2 separate regions of the Homo sapiens genome follow, and region 2 is linked to region 1. Evidence: chromatin loops called from intact Hi-C (ENCODE). Cell type or tissue: B cell. All regions are shown on one strand.

The links. Peaks named below come from ENCODE experiments on the same cell type or tissue, not always from the same donor. Only the 100,000 strongest peaks of a DNase experiment are listed, where the experiment ranks them.
Region 2: it touches region 1 in a loop (4-fold over the local background); 3 of 110 quality-filtered maps call a loop at or near these places.

The regions. Positions count from the first base shown.
Region 1 is chr1:241,549,522-241,554,521 of GRCh38, forward strand. It overlaps KMO (kynurenine 3-monooxygenase), which reads left to right. Exons shown (of 15, transcript NM_003679.5): 3 at 156-253; 4 at 1,434-1,523. Among named protein-coding and RNA genes, the nearest start is that of KMO, 20 kb to the left of the region's middle. In B cell, no CTCF peak of the experiment used is centred here; a DNase peak (open chromatin) is centred at 2,680; H3K4me3 peaks cover 2,021 bases; H3K27ac peaks cover 4,034 bases.
Region 2 is chr1:241,625,107-241,630,106 of GRCh38, forward strand. All of the region lies in intron 1 of OPN3 (opsin 3), which reads right to left. It overlaps CHML (CHM like Rab escort protein), which reads right to left. Exons shown (of 2, transcript NM_001381853.1): 2 at 3,745-5,000. Among named protein-coding and RNA genes, the nearest start is that of CHML, 13 kb to the right of the region's middle. In B cell, CTCF peaks have their summits at 2,595 (motif pointing left) and 2,795; DNase peaks (open chromatin) are centred at 2,575 and 2,965; H3K4me3 peaks cover 615 bases; H3K27ac peaks cover 2,165 bases.

The DNA of each region.
Region 1 (5,000 bases):
ATATAAAGTTACTGCTATTAGCATTTTCTTTAGAAGAGTTAAGAAGTTCTTTAATGTGGTTCCGAATGAACCAGTTGTTCAGATGCAGTAATTTTGCTCATCCTGAGCTAGGATATAAAGTGTGCGTAACATGGAGTCTGCTTCCAATGTCTCAGATACTCGAGTGGCTACCTTCACACGTGGAAGAAGCATTAACTTAGCCCTTTCTCATAGAGGACGACAAGCCTTGAAAGCTGTTGGCCTGGAAGATCAGGTACTTAATGTATCTTTCTTACAGAAGATAATACCTGGTATTTTTCAACAATTGCATGGTTTGATTTCATCCTGGCTTAAAAAGTACCATTTAATACCAAGAATCTCTGCATGAAAACTCATTCTACTAAAGCTTTTAAAATTCGAAATTTGGCAAGAGGGTGAACATTGGACACTCGAGGCACCCGAGGAGGACCCTGCAACCGGATGATTGCTTCTGATATTGGGTTCTCAACAGGATGGTGCGTCACTGCCTGTAGAAAGTGAGAGTCAAGATGGCATCCAGGATAAAAGGAGCCAGATTCCTTTTTTTTTTCAATTGCACAGGCCCGTAATATCTTATCTACAATTCTATACTCCAAAAAGACTCTGAAAATAGAAAGCTTCTCATCACTCATTGAGTAGCAAAATCTGACTTGACATGAGACTCTTTGTAGTCTTTTAAAAATCTCATTTAGCATAAATATGTTTTGCTACAGAAATTTTGTGTTTGATTATGGGGCGGGTTTATGTGATATCCAGCATATGTGTACTACACTACTTTCTAAAATTGAAAAATTCTGAATTCTGAAACCATCAGGCCCCATGGGTTTGGATAAAGAATGGTGGGCCTGTAGTAGATTTTCATCATGTGAGCTTAATGTTGTAGAACTTTTCACTGTCTATGTTAGCTTGGTAATATAAACAGACATGATAGATGTATTTTTCTTGATACTACTTTCAGTGACAATGTGTCTTTGAGCTGACAGTACTAGCAAATATGAGTGCTATTTGCATTCCTATTATTTTCTCCCAGATAGCAGCAGTCATGTGTAAGAAAACACTTTGCATTGAATGTTAGGAACCCTGGGTTTTACTCCTCATAATCTCCCTTTTTGTCATGATGAGAAAATCACTTAACCTCTGTAACAACAAATCACTTCCCTCAATCTGTGATATTCGATTTAGATCAGATAAATTTTAAGCCGGTTCTAAGATCTAAGATTAAAAAAACAAACTAAAAGCTTCAGGATCACCATTTTCATTGAAGGAGTTTCTACCACGTTGGGCTTCTATGGTCTTTCACAATTTTTAAAATTTCTTGGAGAATATATGAAATTACATTTAAAAATCAACTTCTATCTTTCTTGCATAATGCCATGTTACTGTCATTGAAGTCAATATTTCTGGTTTCATTTCAGATTGTATCCCAAGGTATTCCCATGAGAGCAAGAATGATCCACTCTCTTTCAGGAAAAAAGTCTGCAATTCCCTATGGGACAAAGTCTCAGGTAGGTTTACCCCGGAGATCATTGTGCATTGATTATAAGGAAGTCAAAGTCTGGAACTTGCCTCTTGTTTGATGGCCCCTCTCTCTCCAGCCCTATCTCTGACATTGCTTGGCTCAGTCTAGACCCCAGGAATACAGATACTAGTTGGCAAGTTTATTCAGAGGAGATGCTCAAAACAAGCCCCAGCCCAGAATAAACATTCAGGAAGAATTAGCTGTTACTGCTCTTATTGTGTCATTTCTTGCCTTTGCGCTGCCCTGCTACCTGGGACAGCCTTTCCTTCTTTTCTCCTTTTCAATTAGGTAGAGAAGATGACTATCTTATTTGTCGTCAAGCATAATGTACAAGAACAATCTAGAAGGTTTCATGATGTTGTTGCCCTTCCCTAACTCACCCTCTTGCTCAAAATTGGGCTTATAATAGAATGTATGGAATGATCCAGAAATGCTTTGAGTACTACATGATTTCTAAAAGAACAGAGGCCAGATGAAGATGGAGAGTTTATGAAAGGAGACTCATTATCCTGCTCTGTGCTTTCCCTATCTTTCACACAGTAACACACAGAACAGGGGGAAATATGTATTTGTATTTTATCTAATTAGACCTTCTGATTCTGTTTCTTGAGAGAGAATGAATGCACCAAACATCCATCGACAACAGAAAAACTCCAACTTCCTTTATTTTTATCCAGCCATGCCTCCTTTTATGAAGTGCAGCGTCTGAGTGAGAATTCATATTCTTCTAAGTCTCTGACCCTCAGCAGAGCTCTCATTGAAACTAGACCTGTGCTTCTCATACTCACCCGGGATCCTGTTAAAATGCAGTCTGATTCATTAGGACTGGGGTGGAGGCGGAGGTTCTACGTTTCTAACGAGCTTCCGGGTGTTTACTTCTTTCACTGAGTTGAGAGTGAAATCAACGTAATCGTCTCACTGTTCACTTGTATTAACAAGGAATGTCCTGAGGAAGGCCAAGTCATCATAGCCGCCCCCGCTTCAGAGACTGAACCAGTAATGTATCCATAGATAAGATACGGTTCAAATATCAGAAAAGCTAAATGAGGAGAGGGACTTGGAGATGACACCATCACCCCACCACCTTGTCTGTGTGTGTGTGAGTGTGAGTGTGTGTGAGAGAGAGAGAGAGAGAGAGAGAAAGAGCGTGCATACATTCCCCAAGAGAGTGAAAGCGTTGGTGTGAGTTCCCTTTTTGCGGCCTTCAATGCATTACAAGGAGGAAACGGCCCCTCCCGCATCATTCCTGCTACTTCTCAATTCTTAAGAACTCAGTTTATGCAAAATTTATAGGGGCCCCACATACTTCAGTTTTTCTTTATCGTCACTTTTATATCTCAGTCAAATATGGCGGCCTCCTTGCCCTTTAAGAACTGCATAAAATTGCTTTACCTGGTCAGTTCCACAGCCTGTGGGAGCACAAAGCCATTCCCATGACTCCGGGATTTCTTCACATCCCCGGGAGCCCACCTTCTCTTGGCCTCCTTTGCCTCTTGGTACCCCACTCCCTCTCACCTGGTATTGGCCGTGTACCATGGTGGTCCGGATTTGAAATATATCTCCTCCACCAATTCCCACAGACAACACTCACTCAAAAGATGCATGGGTCTGCTGAAGACCTACGGGTCATGAAGAGACCTCGTTGTGGATGGCACGGGCGATAATTTAGAAATCTCTAATCTGCAAATTTTGACCTCCAAAATCCTTTCTGACTCCCTTCCCTGGCCTCCCTCCTTCAGCTGTTTTTTCTTTTGAACTTTCTCCAATGTGATGTCCAGATTCTTCTTGTCTTGCTGGGTCCTCCCATCTTCTCCCCAAATTGCCCTGGAAACTGTCAAAATATTCTCTAATATACAGAGCAGGTCAGAGCTCCTCAGTTCTTAATCCTAACCTAACCTCTTATGCTCAAAATAGAGAAATGGCTCCCCCTTAGTAGAAAACATTCTCATTTGAAGGTATTGAGAATAGATAAAATAAACTTTTTTTCTAATATGTCTGAGGTAGTCAGTACTACAACTAATGTCTTACAGATCTCCAAAGGATATATCTAACCTTTTTTAGGTTTTACTATTATCTTTTTGGTTACAGAGGCCACTTTATAGCGCTTGACTTGTTTATTCTTATTTATTCTTCATCAGATCAATCTTGTAGAATTAAATATTGGAGAAGTAAGACTTGATGGGAACGACTCAAATATTTGGTTATGATATAATACTGTCCAAAGATATGGAGTAGACTAGAAAGGGACATTCTGGTGTTCCTGCAGGGATGACAAGTCTATCAGTTCCCAGATGACTGATGTGGAAAGAAAATATTTTCCCCATGTAAATTAATCTTCATAATTTGGGCCAAGCACAGTGGCTGACACCTGTAATCCCAGAACTTTGGGAGGCCAAGGTAGGTGGATTGCTTGAGCCCAGGAGTTCAAAACCAGCCTGGGCAACATGGCAAGACCCTGTTTCTATAAAAAAATTTAAAAATTAGCCGGGCATGGTGGCATGGGCCTGTACTCCCAGCAACTTGGGAGACTTAAGGTGGGAAGATCGCTTGAGCCCGGGAGGTTGAGGCTGCAGTGAGCCATGATCACACCACTACACTCCAGCCTGGGGAACAGCAAGACCCTGTCTCAAAAATTTTTTAAAAAATTAAAAATTAAAAAAGCTTTATAATTTGAATGTTTCCTAACATAATTTAAATAGCAAGTTTGATTTCTGTTGAAATACAGTCTATTAATAACCTAGCTTTGAGGCAGAGAATGAAGATGTTTCTGTTCATTTTAAATTATACAAAGACCAGAATTTCCTCTTCAGTCATTGCCACTGACCAAGTTATTTTTACACCAAGTATAGATTTAGCTGCCAATGTATACTTCTACTTTTGGATGAGGTGAAGATTTATAAATTAGTGTATATGTGTTAAAAATATTTGTTATGTCCCATAATTTGGAAAATTATATGCTTTAAAGTTTTAAAGAATAGATTCACCCTGAATTACCAGCTTGCATTATGACTTTAATGGGCCCCAGGTGGGCACTTTGGCCTCCATGGGCTCCTTTTCTAGAAAAAGGATAAATATTAAAAATTAGATTTTATGGGTTCATTGGTATAAAGATTAATAAAATCCAGGCCAGATTTATTATTACATATTTTTTATTACATAATACTTTTCTTTCCTTCCTTCCTTCCTTCCTTCCTTCCTTCCTTCCTTCCTTCCTTCCTTCCTTCCTCCCTTCTTTCTTTCTAGACAGAGTCTCACTCACTCTGTCATCCAGGCTGAAGTGCAGTAATGTGATCTCGGCTCACTGCAACTTAGGCCTCTCGGGTTCAAGCAGTCCTGCCTCAGCTTCCTGTGACTACAGGCACGCGCCACCAGACCCGGCTTGTTTTTGTATTTTTAGTAGAGACGGGGTTTCGCCATGTTGGCCAGGCTGGTCTTAAACTCCTGACCTCAAGTGATCAGCTTG
Region 2 (5,000 bases), 76 kb after region 1:
TATGCTTCACTTGGCAGTGTCTAGTTAAAGTTCTTATCTGCATTAAGCATACTGACTCATTCCATTGCAATTAAGTATTTTCTATAGTTAACACCCATCTATAAAATGCCAAGCTGCTGCCTATCTCATTGCTTGGTGAACCACCAGTGAGTGCAAATGTGTGTACAATTATGGATGGTTTATTTAGTCTTGAATAGGCTTCTCCGAAGCCATACTATTGTTATATATGTGTAATTTGATTAATTTGCCAATAGTCTGTCAAGTGAATAGCACCCCTTCCAAAAACAGTATGCTAAAATGTTTTTACATTGATTTTGAGGTAGTTGCCATGCATAGAAAGATTACCTCTCATTTCTATTAATATAATTGCTTTGCAGAGGAACGGTATTTCTGGATAAAATTATTTTAAAAATACCAAAAATTGCAAATTTCAAACCTATACCAAACTGGGGCAGGATGAAAAATATTCTCTCATATTCAAAACTTTTGTTTTGGAATCTGTGTTATAATAAACCACCAGAAGGAAGCCACTGTGAAGATTGGCGAGGGAAGGTAGCGGGGAACTGGGGGATCTATATGGGAGCAGCAAAGACAGCAGTTCCTATCAACAATGACCCTGTTGAAGAAGCACTGATAGGGGTCAGAAAACCTGAGGAAGAAAGCAGACTCCTTATGAATATTCAACACTTGCTCTAGTGCAGTTTTTCTCAACTTGGCGCTTATCGATATTTGGGGCTGGATAATTCTTTGTTATGAGGGAGCTGACCTGCATTGCAGAATGTTGAACAACACCCCAGCCCTCTACCCACTGAATGACAGTAGCATCTGATTCCCAGATGTGAAAACCAGAATGTCTCCAGACTTTGCCAATAAAAGGCCAAACACTCTGGTTTAAAAATCACTGCCTTAATGGGAGAAAATTAGCAAAATTATTTAGATGGAACCTCTTATATCTAAATGTGTACTATTTTTAAGTAGCTTTATTGACTCATATAGGCTTACCCTAAAACTAATGATCTGTACTAATAATACAAGAAGCCAGGACTATGATTGCGATATATTTTACCAGAGATGGGTCCTAGTGGTCCTCTGTTCCTCAGGTTGGAACCTAGAACAGTGTGAAGGCAAGAGGATGACATGGAAGAAAAGAGCCACTGGAAACTGCTAGCTGGTCTTTCAATTAGCAAATCGTTGCGGGGGGGTACCTGTGAAATGTAAGCAATTCCAGGGAATGCAGAGGTACCATACACATAGTCTTTGTTTGAAAGGAGATTACAATCTCCTGACAAACTATTTCCAGTGCAATTCTCATCTTTTGCTTTTTACTTTTCTATCTGGTTGGTACTTATGTTTCAACAGCAGGGGTCATTACCAATGTTATGTATTTATAAAATGAGAACAGAACAATGTACAGCTCATTTCTCCATAATACTTCACTTAAATCATTTTAGGAAATTAACTGTATTATTAATTGCCTAAAAACAAGACTCCAAGCACCTCCTCAGCCATACATTCCCCCAAATTTTTCCTTTAAAGCTGGTAAAATACTGCAATGGTTACACAAGCTTTAACTGTAAACTTAACTTACAAATATAGTAAAATTAACTTATAGTAATGATAAAAAATAAAGTTTCCCCATACTGGGTAATATTTACTTTTATGTCAGAGATGAATACGGAACAAGTAAGAGTCTCAAATGAGCAGCAATAGAGAACTCAAGGGCTTTAATTATATGATGTATAATAAAAAGAAATGGCATAAAACACACTGTACTAGTATCCTCAAGGATTAAACTATAAAATGCCTAAATATGTATCTCATTCTGACTGAATTATAATCAGGTATTCATCTTCCTGCTACACTTTGTCAACCCTGCACCTCTGAATCCAGTCATTCCTCTGATGTGTATGCCTTAATATTAAATAGTTGTCCAGAGTGTATTAGAATTAAATATATATTTAGCAACAAGCAAATGCCAAGAATCATAGGACATCAGCAGGGACCAATGAAGGTATTATATATAAAGATTTTAAGCTCGACATATCAGAATAAAGAGATCGTTTTTCTGATTTCAGGAGTGAACTTAACTCCCTTCTCTTTCAATCGGAGTTGGCCCATTTTATTATAATTATAAAAACTGTAATTTATAGGATTATTTCGCTATTTGTTGAAAAGCCAATCTAAAGTTCCAGAAGCCACCACTTTTTAAATAGTGCTTTATGTGTTACATATTCTTACATGTAATAAATCACTCTTGAGATGCAAGCAAAGCGAAACAGTAGCATTTCATTTCTCATTAATGGGTCTCAATACAAAGTAGGAGAGTCCAGGCAAGTCACTTAACTCCTCCAGGTTTTATCTACAAAGAAACTGGTATAAATACCTGCCCTTTCTTACCTTACACAGTTGTCCTGAGGATCACATAAGAAAATGTAGTTGTCAAGAGAAAAGTATTCCTACAAGTGCTGGAGCAGAACTGTTGTCATATATTTTTGTTATAGCCAAATTCTTTCAGGTGAATCACTCAGCTTTTGTACTGTTCGTGCCTTACAGAAAGCTGGAAGTACTGTGCCCCCTGCTGTTGAAATGTGAATACATTTGGTTGCTGGTTAAAAGGAAATGAACTACACTACAAATACCTCTTTATAATGAAGGTAAAAATACTAAAATAAAAATCTGAAAATTTTCAGAGGAAGCAGCCACCTTTACGCAACAGGAGCATGACTTTCACTTGATCCATCAAGATGAAGGCAAATAAAATTAATCTTAATCAGAATTTCTTGGTATTGAAACTTTATGATCGAATTTCTTTATACTTCCTCTCCCTAAGCCCTTGATGTCCTGGGCTTCTAGACCCAATCCCCTAGAGCTCCTCTTGGCTCCTTCCCCAGGCAAAAGAAAAAGTTTCTGATTAATGTGAAAAACTTAACTCACTGAATGTCATCCGAAATAGACTTCGGAGAGTGTTAAACGATTCGGCTTTTAACCTTTAAGCCACCTGTTTTCAACTGTGTAGTGAGTTTTGGCACCTTTTAAAAGGGATGCCGTGCACAAGGCAGAGACTTCTGTTTTGTTTTTTCTTTTGCCAGGAAACAGGAAGTGCTAGTTACAGTGGGGAGTGAGACGGGTAAAAAATGTTTTAAATGCTCATTAAGGTAAAAGGTACCTTACCTTAAGGAAAACATTCCAACAGAATGTTTGTCAGGTACAGAGCACTTATTTTTGTATCTCTAATTTCCCAGAATAATGCCAATTCATAACCCACAGTAGGTGTTCAATGGATGCTTATTAAATTAAATCACCTTGATTTGGATCTCTCACGCTGACTGGAAGAAAGGGTCTGTCGCATCCTCAGTCCCCCAAGATCTGGCCTTCGCACAGGTCTCTCTGCAAACCAGGTTCGGTCACATCTATGAATCCAACTTTCATCTCCACGGTTTTTAAGATTCCCAAGTGACATGTTTGCATTTAGGGGCATACTTTAATTAGTATATGACGTCTTCATGCTGATGTCCTAGAATGTATTACTAATATTTCTATTACTATTCCTTAATGGTGATCAACTAAGAAAAAATAAATTATGAAGTCCATCTTGACCAAGAATTCCTCCCCACCAAGATTTGTAAAACTTTCTGCCACACATATCTGAAGATGATCTTTTTTGACTTTAACACCTAGAAATGTATATTTTAATTTAAAATAGAATTTTAGAAACTTCTAAGAAATCAGTAATTTTCTCACCAGTTCAGTAAACCACTTTACCAATTAATCTTTTATTTTTTATTGCATACATCAATATTTAACAGAAGAAAAATAAAGAACCCCTAATGTTAAACTGAATTACATGTTATCTTCTGATTCTTTTCAATGTAGACCTAAATTTTCACATGTATCAGTAAACACAATTTATGTTCTTATTAACATTTTTGAATCTCACTTTTTTGCATACAATTTGACATATATCAATATTATTGAATGGCTATATAACATTCTGTGATAGCACTAGCAATACACCAAAATTTACTTAACCATTTCCAATCGTTGGGCTTTTTTCCCCCTTAAAGTTATCTGAGTGGAACTGCTAGAAAACTTTGTACAAATAGCTTTTCTTTCTTTTAAATATTTTCCTGGGCATATGCCACTCAAAGTGAGTATGTCAAAAGATCAGTTATAAAGCCCTTTTTATAGTCTTCTACACAGTTCTCTTAAAAGGCTACTAATACACAATGCTGCTGCTATAAGGACACATGCAATTAAAACAGTTTTGCTAATACAATAGCATGAACTAAGTCAAAGTTGCATTTTTAATATTAGGAAATTTGAATACCATTCAAATTGATTTTTTATATCATTTATACACGATCGCTTTATAAATTTGCCTAAGAGTACAAACCCTTATGGATATGCATATAGTTTTACAAAAACTGAGTGCATCCATGTGTAATGCAAATAGCTTCTTTTAAATTCCATCTTGTTTTGTCTTTTTCCTATTTACTACACATTTAAAACTTTTTCTCTTAGTTGATCTACCTTGCCAATTGCCATGAAGTTCCTTTATACCACTATTGGTGTGAGACTTGTAGTATTTTTCTTTTTATACTTAACATTTTAATTCATTTGGAATATCACATGTAAAGTGGATCTAATCTTTCCACACTGACATCTAGCTAGTCTTTCCACCAGCAGTTATTAATATTTCTTTCTTTCCATTGGCTTATTAATTTCAGTTAAACTTTCTACTTGGCACCACAGAATATTCAGAAAGGTTGCTTAATAGCATGTTTTAAGGATTTGGAGAGCAAGGCTCCCATTTTTTCCCCCTAAATTAAAAAAACTTACATCTTTGCTTGCTTTCCTAAATAATTTATTACAATTATGCCATATTCCACACAGCAACCAGTTGGAATGTTAAATGGAACTGTAGTAAATTTCATACTAATGTCACATATTGGCATTTCTTTGGATGTAGCTTTATATTTTAAAACACATTATCTAACTTA